Regions from separate parts of the Homo sapiens genome. Here regions 1 and 3 are each linked to region 2. A link is a contact called in ENCODE Hi-C or POLR2A ChIA-PET data. All regions are on one chromosome and are shown on one strand. The core of a region is the stretch at or near the end of the contact, and the rest is flanking DNA. Distances in the headings are between cores, read along the strand shown.

Evidence for each region. A loop is a pair of places that touch in the nucleus more often than their neighbours do. ChIA-PET counts read pairs that join two places held with the same protein, here RNA polymerase II (POLR2A). Pooled maps may share reads with other maps.
Region 1: a loop to region 2 is called in a map of ascending aorta, with 4 times the contacts of the local background. The contact joins the promoter of GAA here to the promoter of CBX4 in region 2. A Hi-C loop is called at or near these places in 2 of 168 maps with a recorded cell type or tissue (ascending aorta and sigmoid colon) and 13 of 50 pooled maps. POLR2A ChIA-PET finds 5 or more read pairs at or near these places in 3 of 52 experiments (CD4-positive, alpha-beta T cell, CD4-positive, alpha-beta memory T cell and OCI-LY7).
Region 3: a loop to region 2 is called in a map with no recorded cell type, with 8 times the contacts of the local background. The contact joins the promoter of SGSH here to the promoter of CBX4 in region 2. A Hi-C loop is called at or near these places in 1 of 37 single-sample maps with no recorded cell type and 4 of 50 pooled maps. POLR2A ChIA-PET finds 5 or more read pairs at or near these places in 2 of 52 experiments (A549 and HCT116).

The regions. Positions count from the first base shown.
Region 1 is chr17:80,099,716-80,102,830 of GRCh38, forward strand. It overlaps GAA (alpha glucosidase), which reads left to right and starts at 1,866. Exons shown (of 20, transcript NM_000152.5): 1 at 1,866-2,175. CCDC40 (coiled-coil domain 40 molecular ruler complex subunit) reads left to right here. Exons shown (of 20, transcript NM_017950.4): 20 at 1-898. The coding sequence ends at 60. RefSeq lists a silencer at 1,413-2,032 and an enhancer at 2,363-2,472.
Region 2 is chr17:79,837,473-79,841,235 of GRCh38, forward strand. It overlaps CBX4 (chromobox 4), which reads right to left and starts at 1,968. Exons shown (of 5, transcript NM_003655.3): 1 at 1,711-1,968; 2 at 1,539-1,582; 3 at 365-430. The coding sequence starts at 1,779. RefSeq lists silencers at 1-92, 1,855-2,564 and enhancers at 78-127, 160-983, 984-1,805, 3,450-3,763.
Region 3 is chr17:80,218,455-80,222,150 of GRCh38, forward strand. SGSH (N-sulfoglucosamine sulfohydrolase) reads right to left here and starts at 1,879. Exons shown (of 8, transcript NM_000199.5): 1 at 1,772-1,879. The coding sequence starts at 1,859. It overlaps SLC26A11 (solute carrier family 26 member 11), which reads left to right and starts at 1,973. Exons shown (of 18, transcript NM_001166347.2): 1 at 1,973-2,042; 2 at 2,462-2,661; 3 at 3,094-3,340. The coding sequence starts at 3,107. RefSeq lists an enhancer at 921-1,040 and silencers at 1,841-2,110, 2,131-2,200.

The sequences.
Region 1 (3,115 bases), core at 616-3,115, 260 kb after region 2:
GCCCTGCACAAGGTCAGCCAGATGATCGCCAACAAGCTCGAGTCACCAGGGCCCTCCTAGGGAGCAGCCTGGACTCCGCCTTGCAAGGCCTCCAGGAAGAGATCCGGAATTGTGTTTGTCATGAGGGACTTGGAATCTTTTGTGTTCCTAAAAACCACATGTACCCTCAGAAGGGCATCGTTTAAGAGAAATAAGCCAGCCCCACCCATAGGAATCTTTTTAGCCACTCAGCAATTTAATAAACCAGGTAAAATCCTAGCGTTTCCCATGGCATCCCATCGCAAAGACAGAGCCTGTGACTGCAGACCCACACACCCACACTCCCACACTGGGCTTACTCGTCCAGGTAACACTTTGGTTTGCAGCACTCCCAAATCTGCACGTGCCTCTCACAACACAACGCTGCCACAGGTCCACAAGCTGGTGGGCTGAGCAGAGGTGGGAAAGTTAAGGCAGCTCCAGCCAGCCTGGCCCGGGAGGCTGGTCCCCCCAGCACTTCCCTCTACTAGGTGCATCTGAAAACCCACAAACCACCTTCTTTACCAGTTTTCCCATCCCCACCCCTTAGAACTCTCAGGTCCCTTTTCCTGCCCCCATGTCCCCATTTGAGTTAAATTCAGATCCACAGCTTGCAGGAGAAAGTCAGTGGCCCCAGACACACGTAACAGGGTGAGCACTGAAATAAGAGCACGCTGGGGCGTCCACACCAAGGGACTACGCCCCAGTCTGCCCACCTATCTTTTCTCCATCATTAACCCAGCGCTCTTTCTCCCTGGACTTCCAAGTACCAATGACCTTGGGGCTTCTTTGCAGTTTAAAGGGAAAATGCTCTACAAAATAATTTCACTTTCAAACATTTCAGCAGAAGAATAAAATCTTTTTTCTGAATATCTAGTAAGCCTTTCTGAGTCAGCCTTACTTATTTTAAAACATTGTAGAAATACAGAAACCACAACAGAGGTGGAAGGGAGGCTTTTGTTTTTTTTTTTTTGAGACGGAGTCTCGCTCTGTCGCCCAGGCTGGAGTGCAGTGGCGCGGTCTCGGCTCGCTGCAAGCTGGAAAGGGGGCTTTTAATGCCCCTATGCCCCTACCCAGGAACAACACCTCTGTGTTTTGGTGTGGCTCCTTTTGTATTTTTCTGCACATACATTTTATTAGGCAAGTTAAGGTTATACTGTGTGTTTTTTGTATCTCACATGTAAAAATGTGCTCCTCTTAATGTAAGCATTTTCTCATTTTATGAAAAAATTCCCCCTGTGTCAGTTTAATGTTTTCTCAATTGTCAGTTTTATGGGTTATCACAATGTTTTGATTATTCCTTTCTGGAATAACTGTGAGTTATGGAGCACACTTAAGGACTTTCCAAATGTTGGCTGTTTCTAACTTGGCGCTGAGCGCCTTTGGCCGCCTTTCCGATGATGCCCTCGGGACGCGTTGGCAGGAGGAATCCCTGGGCGCAAGGCGCGGCTGGGCCAGCCCCTTACAAAGCCCTACGAGCTGCGGGGACCCAGGCCGGGGCAGCGGGGGCCACGCCCCATCTCCGACCCCACGGGGACCGGGCCGGGACTGCGCCAGCGGGGGCCTCGCCCCGTCTCTGACCCCAGAGGAACCGGCAGCGGGCAGCACGCGTGGGCCTCTCCCCGCGGGACGCCGGACGCGCAGCCAGACGCGCTCCCCAGGCCCCCTCCGAGAGCGAGGACGCGCCCAGGCCCGCTCTGCCGGAGCCGCCACTGGGGGGCGTAGCGCGGACGCGCACCCTTGCCTCGGGCGCCTGCGCGGGAGGCCGCGTCACGTGACCCACCGCGGCCCCGCCCCGCGACGAGCTCCCGCCGGTCACGTGACCCGCCTCTGCGCGCCCCCGGGCACGACCCCGGAGTCTCCGCGGGCGGCCAGGGCGCGCGTGCGCGGAGGTGAGCCGGGCCGGGGCTGCGGGGCTTCCCTGAGCGCGGGCCGGGTCGGTGGGGCGGTCGGCTGCCCGCGCGGCCTCTCAGTTGGGAAAGCTGAGGTTGTCGCCGGGGCCGCGGGTGGAGGTCGGGGATGAGGCAGCAGGTAGGACAGTGACCTCGGTGACGCGAAGGACCCCGGCCACCTCTAGGTTCTCCTCGTCCGCCCGTTGTTCAGCGAGGGAGGCTCTGCGCGTGCCGCAGCTGACGGGGAAACTGAGGCACGGAGCGGGTGAGACACCTGACGTCTGCCCCGCGCTGCCGGCGGTAACATCCCAGAAGCGGGTTTGAACGTGCCTAGCCGTGCCCCCAGCCTCTTCCCCTGAGCGGAGCTTGAGCCCCAGACCTCTAGTCCTCCCGGTCTTTATCTGAGTTCAGCTTAGAGATGAACGGGGAGCCGCCCTCCTGTGCTGGGCTTGGGGCTGGAGGCTGCATCTTCCCGTTTCTAGGGTTTCCTTTCCCCTTTTGATCGACGCAGTGCTCAGTCCTGGCCGGGACCCGAGCCACCTCTCCTGCTCCTGCAGGACGCACATGGCTGGGTCTGAATCCCTGGGGTGAGGAGCACCGTGGCCTGAGAGGGGGCCCCTGGGCCAGCTCTGAAATCTGAATGTCTCAATCACAAAGACCCCCTTAGGCCAGGCCAGGGGTGACTGTCTCTGGTCTTTGTCCCTGGTTGCTGGCACATAGCACCCGAAACCCTTGGAAACCGAGTGATGAGAGAGCCTTTTGCTCATGAGGTGACTGATGACCGGGGACACCAGGTGGCTTCAGGATGGAAGCAGATGGCCAGAAAGACCAAGGCCTGATGACGGGTTGGGATGGAAAAGGGGTGAGGGGCTGGAGATTGAGTGAATCACCAGTGGCTTAGTCAACCATGCCTGCACAATGGAACCCCGTAAGAAACCACAGGGATCAGAGGGCTTCCCGCCGGGTTGTGGAACACACCAAGGCACTGGAGGGTGGTGCGAGCAGAGAGCACAGCATCACTGCCCCCACCTCACACCAGGCCCTACGCATCTCTTCCATACGGCTGTCTGAGTTTTATCCTTTGTAATAAACCAGCAACTGTAAGAAACGCACTTTCCTGAGTTCTGTGACCCTGAAGAGGGAGTCCTGGGAACCTCTGAATTTATAACTAGTTGATCGAAAGTACAAGTGACAACCTGGGATTT
Region 2 (3,763 bases), core at 718-3,217:
GACAGCAACACCTAGGCTCCGGGGGTGGGGCTCCCAGGTTGCAACAGGAGGGGCCCCTGGGGAACCAGGCACAGCCCCAAGTTCTCCGGGCAGCTGCATGGCCACCCACACACACCCTTCCCAAACTTCCCCCAAAACCCAAGCCTGGCCTTCCCTGGCCTTGCCCCGCCCCCACCCCAAGCTGCAGCAACCGCCAAGGACGCTGGTTAGAGGAGCTGGGGCCGCAGCGTGCCCATCCAGGCCGGTTGGGGAGGGGGCTCCCACCAGCCCCCTCCACGCCCCTTTCCTATTGCTGCGTCGCCCACTTTGCCATTCCCATATACGGTCACGGGTGGCAGGCGGTGGCTGCGTGGGGGACGCTCACCTGTTCTGGAAGGCGATCAGCAGCCTGGGGTCCAGGATGTTCTCCTCCGGTTCCCACGTGTTATATCTTGCAAGGGAAAAGGGAGGGGGACACGGTGTAAAAAAAAAAAAAAAAGCCACCTTTGCCGCGGCCTCCAGGTGGGGAGTGACATAAGGCCCTACTCTGTCTTTATGAACATTTAGCCGTGGATGTGGAAGGTAGATTTCCGCAGGCCTGACGTAGTCCCTGATACACAGCCCCCCCCTCAAATAAACACGCAAGGGCAGGAAGAAAGGGGAGGGGTAAGGAAAATGAAACTAGCAGTTTATTTTGCAGTTGTCAAGAATTTTAAGCATGTTACTGCGACATGTTCCAAAGCCACTTTGCTCACCAGGAACCCTGCGTGCAAAGCAGCCGAAATGCAAAGTCGCAGTCCCCCTCCTCTCCCCAGCCCCGAGTCCCCGCGAGGGCTTCAGCCGTTCTCCATTTGACCCCTAATCCGATAGCCAACAGCCAAGCGTCCCCCCCACACCCCCTCGTGGCCCAGGAGCCCGCTGTCACGGGCGAGCAAACCCCAAATACTCAGCAACACAAAAATATGCCTCCGTGTGTGTGTGTGAGTGTGCGTGTGCCTGCGCGTCTATCTCCATCCGGTGCCTTCGCATTTCAAATTAAAGAAAAAAAATTCTCCACCAAAAGCGCCGCAGTGACAGTTCCCAACATTTTCTGCCTTTCTTCTTCCCCTCCCTGCACCACTAGGAGGGAGAAGGCACACAATTGCATTTTCGTCGCTTTTTAATTTTTTTTTTTTGGTTTTGCAATATGGAGCCGTTCGGTGGAGGGAAAGGGGAAAGGAGCCATTTTCTGCTGCACATCAGTCAGTGCCTGCGCCCTCCCTCCCTCCGCCGGCCTCCCCGGCTCGGCCCCGCGTCTCTCCAGCTCCTCCGGCTCCTTTTAGTGCATAAATTAGTGATGGCATTTCCCGGAGAGCGGAGCACAACACAGGGCGCCGGGCTCGGGCTCGGCGGCTCGGCTTCCCCAGTGCCTGCCACCGACTTCCCCACCCCCTCCTCCCTCCACCCCACCTCCACCCCGCCTCCCGTCCGCTCCCCCCACCCCCCCAGCAGCTCGGCGGGTCCGCGGCCCCGAGCCCCGCGCCTCGGCCCCCGGGCCCCCGCCCTCCGCCGCGACTTACTTGGGCGACCAGCCTCTCCATTTCACCAGATACTCCACTCTGCCCTGGGGGGAAGAGACAGCACTCCATCAGCTTCCGCGGGATCCCCGGCCCGGCCCGCAGCCTCCCCACCCCCTCCCCGCCTCCTCGCGGGCCGCTCCGGCCGCCGCTCGCCGCCCCCGCGCCGCCCTACCTTGCGGATCCGCTTCTTCTCGATGCTCTCCACCGCGAAGACGTGCTCGCCAACAGCTGGCAGCTCCATGGCCGAGCCGGAGCGCGCCGGGGCGCTGGCGGCCGGCGCGGCTGCAGACGCTGCTAGCTCCCGCCGGCGCCCAGCTGCCGCCCCGGCCGAAGCGCCCCCGCCGCCGCCGCCGCTCGCCCCGCACAGCCCGGCCGGCCCGCCGCTGCCCGCGCCCGCCCCGGCTCCCGGCTCGCGCTCGCTCAGACAACTGAGCCCGGGCCGCGGCTGCACAAGAACTCATGCAAATCCCGGACGTCAGCGGGCGGGGCCTCGCCGGGCCCAGCTCGGCGTCAGGGGGCGGGCCGCGGCGCGGATTGGCGCAGCCGGGCCTACCGGAGGCCCCGGGCCTGGGCGGCGGGGGGAGGAGGAAAGGGCGCGGGTGGGGGACGCGGAGGGGAGGGCGCCGGGGAGGTGCAGGGGGAGGGATCGGCGAGCCTGGGAGAGGGAGGCTGCAGAGAGGGAGCGGGACCGGGAAGGAGAGGTGTGTCCGCCGGGGCGGAGGCGGGCGGAGAGCTTGACAGCCCGGAAGGGTCTCGGCGGCGACCCCTCGCCCACATCCCGGTGCCCGGGCCTCCCCCTCGCGGCACGTTCTCAGTGTTCACGGCCCCGGGACCCCTGCTGGGGGCCACGGAAGCATCCGCCGCCGCTCCCAGTTGCACCGAATTGCGTCACCAGCGCCCCGGGACGCGCGGGCCCCGCCGGCAGGGGGCGGAATGGGGCAGGGGCAGCTCGCGCCCCACTGCGGGCCCCGCCTCGCCTCCAGGCTCCGGGCATTTTGGAGCGCGAGGAGGGAAAGGGACAGGGCGGAGAGAAGGCCGAGGACTGGGTGCCAAGGAGAGATTGAAGAACGCACGAGGAAGGGGACCGAGGAGCAGCCAATCCCGGGGCCCTGGCGCCCAAGAACCTCGGCAGAAAGGGCTCCAAATCCGATCCCACCCCGATCCTCAATGGCTCCGAATTTACACTTGGTCCTCTTATTGACGGGGCGAGATGTCCTGTTTCTAGCAGCCTCCAGAGCCAAGCTAGGCGAGAGGCGTAGGAGGCAGAGAGAGCGGGCGCGGGAGGCCAGGGTCCGCCTGGGGGCCTGAGGGGACTTCGTGGGGTCCCGGGAGTGGCCTAGAAACAGGGAGCTGGGAGGGCCGGGAAGAGCTTGAGGCTGAGCGGGGGACGAACGGGCAGCGCAAAGGGGAGATGAACGGAATGGCCGAGGAGCCACGCATTCGCCTTGTGTCCGCGGACCCTTGTTCCCGACAGGCGACCAAGCCAAGGCCCTCCGGACTGACGCGGCCTGAGCAGCAGCGAGTGTGAAGTTTGGCACCTCCGGCGGCGAGACGGCGCGTTCTGGCGCGCGGCTCCTGCGTCCGGCTGGTGGAGCTGCTGCGCCCTATGCGGCCTGCCGAGGGCGCCGCCGAGGGCCCGCGAGCTCCGTGGGGTCGGGGTGGGGGGACCCGGGAGCGGACAGCGCGGCCCGAGGGGCAGGGGCAGGGGCGCGCCTGGCCTGGGGTGTGTCTGGGCCCCGGCTCCGGGCTCTTGAAGGACCGCGAGCAGGAGGCTTGCGCAATCCCTTGGCTGAGCGTCCACGGAGAAAGAAAAAGAGCAAAAGCAGAGCGAGAGTGGAGCGAGGGATGGGGGCGGGCAAAGAGCCATCCGGGTCTCCACCACCGCCCTGACACGCGACCCGGCTGTCTGTTGGGGACCGCACGGGGGCTCGGGCGAGCAGGGGAGGGAGGAGCCTGCGCGGGGCTCGTGTTCGCCCAGGAATCCCGGAGAAGCTCGAAGACGGTCTGGTGTTGAACGCACACGTGGACTCCATTTCATTACCACCTTGCAGCTCTTGCGCCACGGAGGCTGCTGCTGCCCGGCGGCTGCTACCCACCGAGACCCACGTGGCCCCTCCCCAGGGGTGTAGGGGTGACGGTTGTCTTCTGGTGACAGCAGAGGTGTTGGGTTTGCGACTGATCTCTAACGAGCTTGAGGCGCAAACCTAGGATTCCCTGAGTGTTGG
Region 3 (3,696 bases), core at 629-3,128, 380 kb after region 2:
CACCACAGGAGAGGCTGGTGGGAACCCCCAGACCAACACTTTCCCCAGCTCCCTCAGAGGCAATGTGGTCCATGGATGGACAGAGGAGGCTGGGCACCTTCCAGTTGGGCTTCCATCCTCCACCCCACAGTACCCACAGGTGTGAGCACATGGCAGCCACGTAAACCTGGAGGGAGAGCGGGATGGGCTGTGCTCCGTACCCGCAGGCCAGGAAGAAAGCTGCCCTTCTCCAAACCCAGAGTGTCTCGGCACTTGGCTGTGGGCCTGCTATGGTCTGAACTGTGTCCTCCCAGAATTCATATGCTGAAGCCCTAACGTCAACATCACTGTATCTGGAGACAGGGTCCTTAATTAAGGGTAAATGAATCATAAGGATGAGATCCTGATCTGACAGGACTGTGGACTTAAAGGAAAAGAAAGAGAGGGCCGGGTGCAGTGTTTCATGCCCGTAAGCCCAGCACCCGGGAGGCCAAGGCAGGAAGATTGCTTGAGCCCAGGAGTTCGAGACCAGTCTGGGCAACACAGTGAGACCTTGTCTCTACAAAAAATACAAAAATTAGCCAGGCATGGTGATGTGCACTTGAGGTCCCAGCTACTTGGGAGGCTGAGGCAGGAGGATCGCTTGAGCCTGGGAGATTGAGGCTGCAGTGAGCTGTGATTGTGCTACTGTGCTCCAGCCTGGGTGACAGAGTGAGACCCTGTCTCACAAAAAAAAAAAAAAAAAAAAAAAAAGGAAAGAAAGGAAAAAGAAAGGAAAAGGAAGTGAGACCACCCCCATCCGCTTGTCATGTGAGGAAACAGTGAGAGGGTGACCACCTGTAAGCCGAAAGTGGACCCTCACTGGAACCCAACCAAGCTGGCACCCTGACCTTGGATTTTCAGCCCACAGAACTGTGAGAAATACATTTCTGTTTAAGCCGATCCATGGCAGTCCGTGCTAAGAAAGGCCCTAGCCCAGGGGCCGCATAGCCTGGACTCTGACAGCCTCCTGTAGGAATTCTGATCCGCAGGTGAGGGTCCATGCAGATTCTCTGCTGTGTTTCTGGGAGGCGAGGAGTTGGCAGGAGAGCTGTTTATGTTACAGTGAGCCGAACCCCCGCCCAGAGACCACAAAATTAATCAGAAAGAGGGCAACTGGCAGGGCGCCAGACCTCAGAAGGGGAAAGAATCGCAGGCCTTGGGTTTGGCCTTGTCACTTGTCATGAGCCAGAGCCTTGATTACCTAAACCGGAAGTCTTGTGAGCAGCACGGTGCTTGCTCTGGAGGAACCTGGGGTTTCTGAGAGGGACTGGGGTTGGGGGAGACGGTGGTGGGTGGGTGGTGGAGGGCTGTGCCCTTGGGATAAGGGAAAAGACAGCTGAGACACAGGCTCTGGGGTCGGAAATGAGAGCCAGGAGGGCACCCTGTCTGCAGTCTCTGGGGACCGGAGCACCAGCCCCTCCTCTGGGATCCCCTCCCAAGAGGGATTTGAGATCCGTGGACCCCTGAGCCCTGGCTGGGCAGGGTCAGAGGAGGGTGGGACAGGCGGCACGAGGTAAGTGTAGGGGTGCTGGATGCTGGGGCTCACTCCTCCAGCCTTTGCTGCCCTCTCTGGGGAGACACCCGTGAAGAGTCTGGGGGCGGCACAGAGAGGAGGACGAGAGGGAATGGCAGCGGGGGATACAAGGGCAGGGCACACTAGGGTCAGCATTGACCACGGGTGGGGAGGAGGCCAGTGGCCACTTCCCCGGGCCACCGCAGGTGGGCGTGGGGGGGCGGCGCCGGCACTCACCGAGGAGCAGCAGTGCGTTCCGGGGACGCGCCCGGCAGAGCCCCAGGACTAGCAGCAGCGCGCAGCAGGCGGGCACGGGGCAGCTCATGGCGGCGGCGGCTCGGACTCGGGATCGGGATCCGGCTCCGGCTCTCTGGTCTCCCGCTCGGCCCCGCCCCCTGCCCCGACCCCGGTCACGTGCGCGCCAGACCCCGCCCCGGCCTGTCCCCGGCGATTCCTGCGGACCCAGCTGCGGCGACGCCAGGAGACCCCAAGCTGCATCGCCGAGTGGGTGAGTCCGTGGCCCGCGAGGGCGGCGAGCGGGGACCAGGGGCAGGGGGAGCGGACAGTGGCCGGGGTCGCCGGGGGCAGCCGACGCGGGGGCCAGCGCGGAGTCCTGAAGTGCGGGGGCCTCCCGTGGGGACCACTCCCCCGCCGCGTCCCTACCCGGGTCCCCGCGGCCCTCGGCCTTGCTCGGGGCCAAGGGACCGCGGACGGTCAGGTGGCGCAGGGTCTCCTCCGGAGACCCCAGGATCCGGAGCCAGCGGCCTTGTGGGCGGGGCCGGGGGCCGGGGAGTGGATTTTGCCCGGAGCGGAGCGGCCGGGGGCGTGGGGGGCTGGGGGTGAGGGTGGCGGCTCTGCGCGCGGGCGCCGGGGCCCTGGAAGATGCTGCGCACCTGAATTAACCGGGCGCCTCTGATGTCCTCCCAGAAGCAACTAGAACTCCAGGGCTGTGAAAGCCACAGGTGGGGGCTGAGCGAGGCGTGGCCTCAGGAGCGGAGGACCCCCCCACTCTCCCTCGAGCGCCGCAGTCCACCGTAGCGGGTGGAGCCCGCCTTGGTGCGCAGTTGGAAAACCTCGGAGCCCCGCTGGATCTCCTGGCTGCCACCCGCACCCCCCGCCAGCCTACGGTGCGCCCGCGGGCCCAGCTTCTCTCTGCGCTGCTCCCCGTTAAATTCCCTGGGGAGACGGAAAAAAAGGCAAAGGAAGTCGGTTCTCCAGGGGCCAGAAGTGTTGAGCCTAATTAGTCTTCAGACTTCTCAATGAGGAATCGCTTATCAGTTTCTTATCTGGGAGAGTTGAGGATGGAGGGACAGAAGGCACCCAGGATTTGCACGGGGGGGATTCAGGGAGAGAGGGTGATGAGGGACGGGGTGGGCCTTCCAGTCTTGGCCCAGTCCCCATCTTGCACACATTGTTGGCTTCCTCTTAGAGCCGTTCGCCCCCCTGGGGAGGGGAGACCCATAGTGACCTCTCCTGACACCCGCCGACCCTGACCAGTGTTGCCGGGTTCTTCAAAGGCCACGCTCTGACTGCTGGTCTGTGTCACCTGCACCCCCCAGCCCCACCGTAGAGATGCCTTCTTCGGTGACGGCGCTGGGTCAGGCCAGGTCCTCTGGCCCCGGGATGGCCCCGAGCGCCTGCTGCTGCTCCCCTGCGGCCCTGCAGAGGAGGCTGCCCATCCTGGCGTGGCTGCCCAGCTACTCCCTGCAGTGGCTGAAGATGGATTTCGTCGCCGGCCTCTCAGTTGGCCTCACTGCCATTCCCCAGGCGCTGGCCTATGCTGAAGTGGCTGGACTCCCGCCCCAGGTGAGGCGTCTGACCCTGCTGCCAGCCATATCTCAGAAACAGTGCAGAATACACAGTATCAATCCCAGACACCATCAGCGATTCCAGGTTTCCAGCCCCTGGGCCCCAAGGAACCTTTGGTTTACAGTGTGTGACGCAGATTGTCTCTGGGCCGACCCAGGCTCCTATGCCTGTTTGGCACACACAGACACTGAGCTGGTTATGGAGGGGCCAGCGAGATGACTCATGGAGGCCTCAGGAGTTCAAGACCAGCCCGACCAAAATGGTGAAACCCCGTCTCCACTAAAAATACAAAAATTAGGCTGGGTGCGGTGGCTCAAGCCTGTAATCCCAGCACTTTGGGAGGCCGAGGCAGG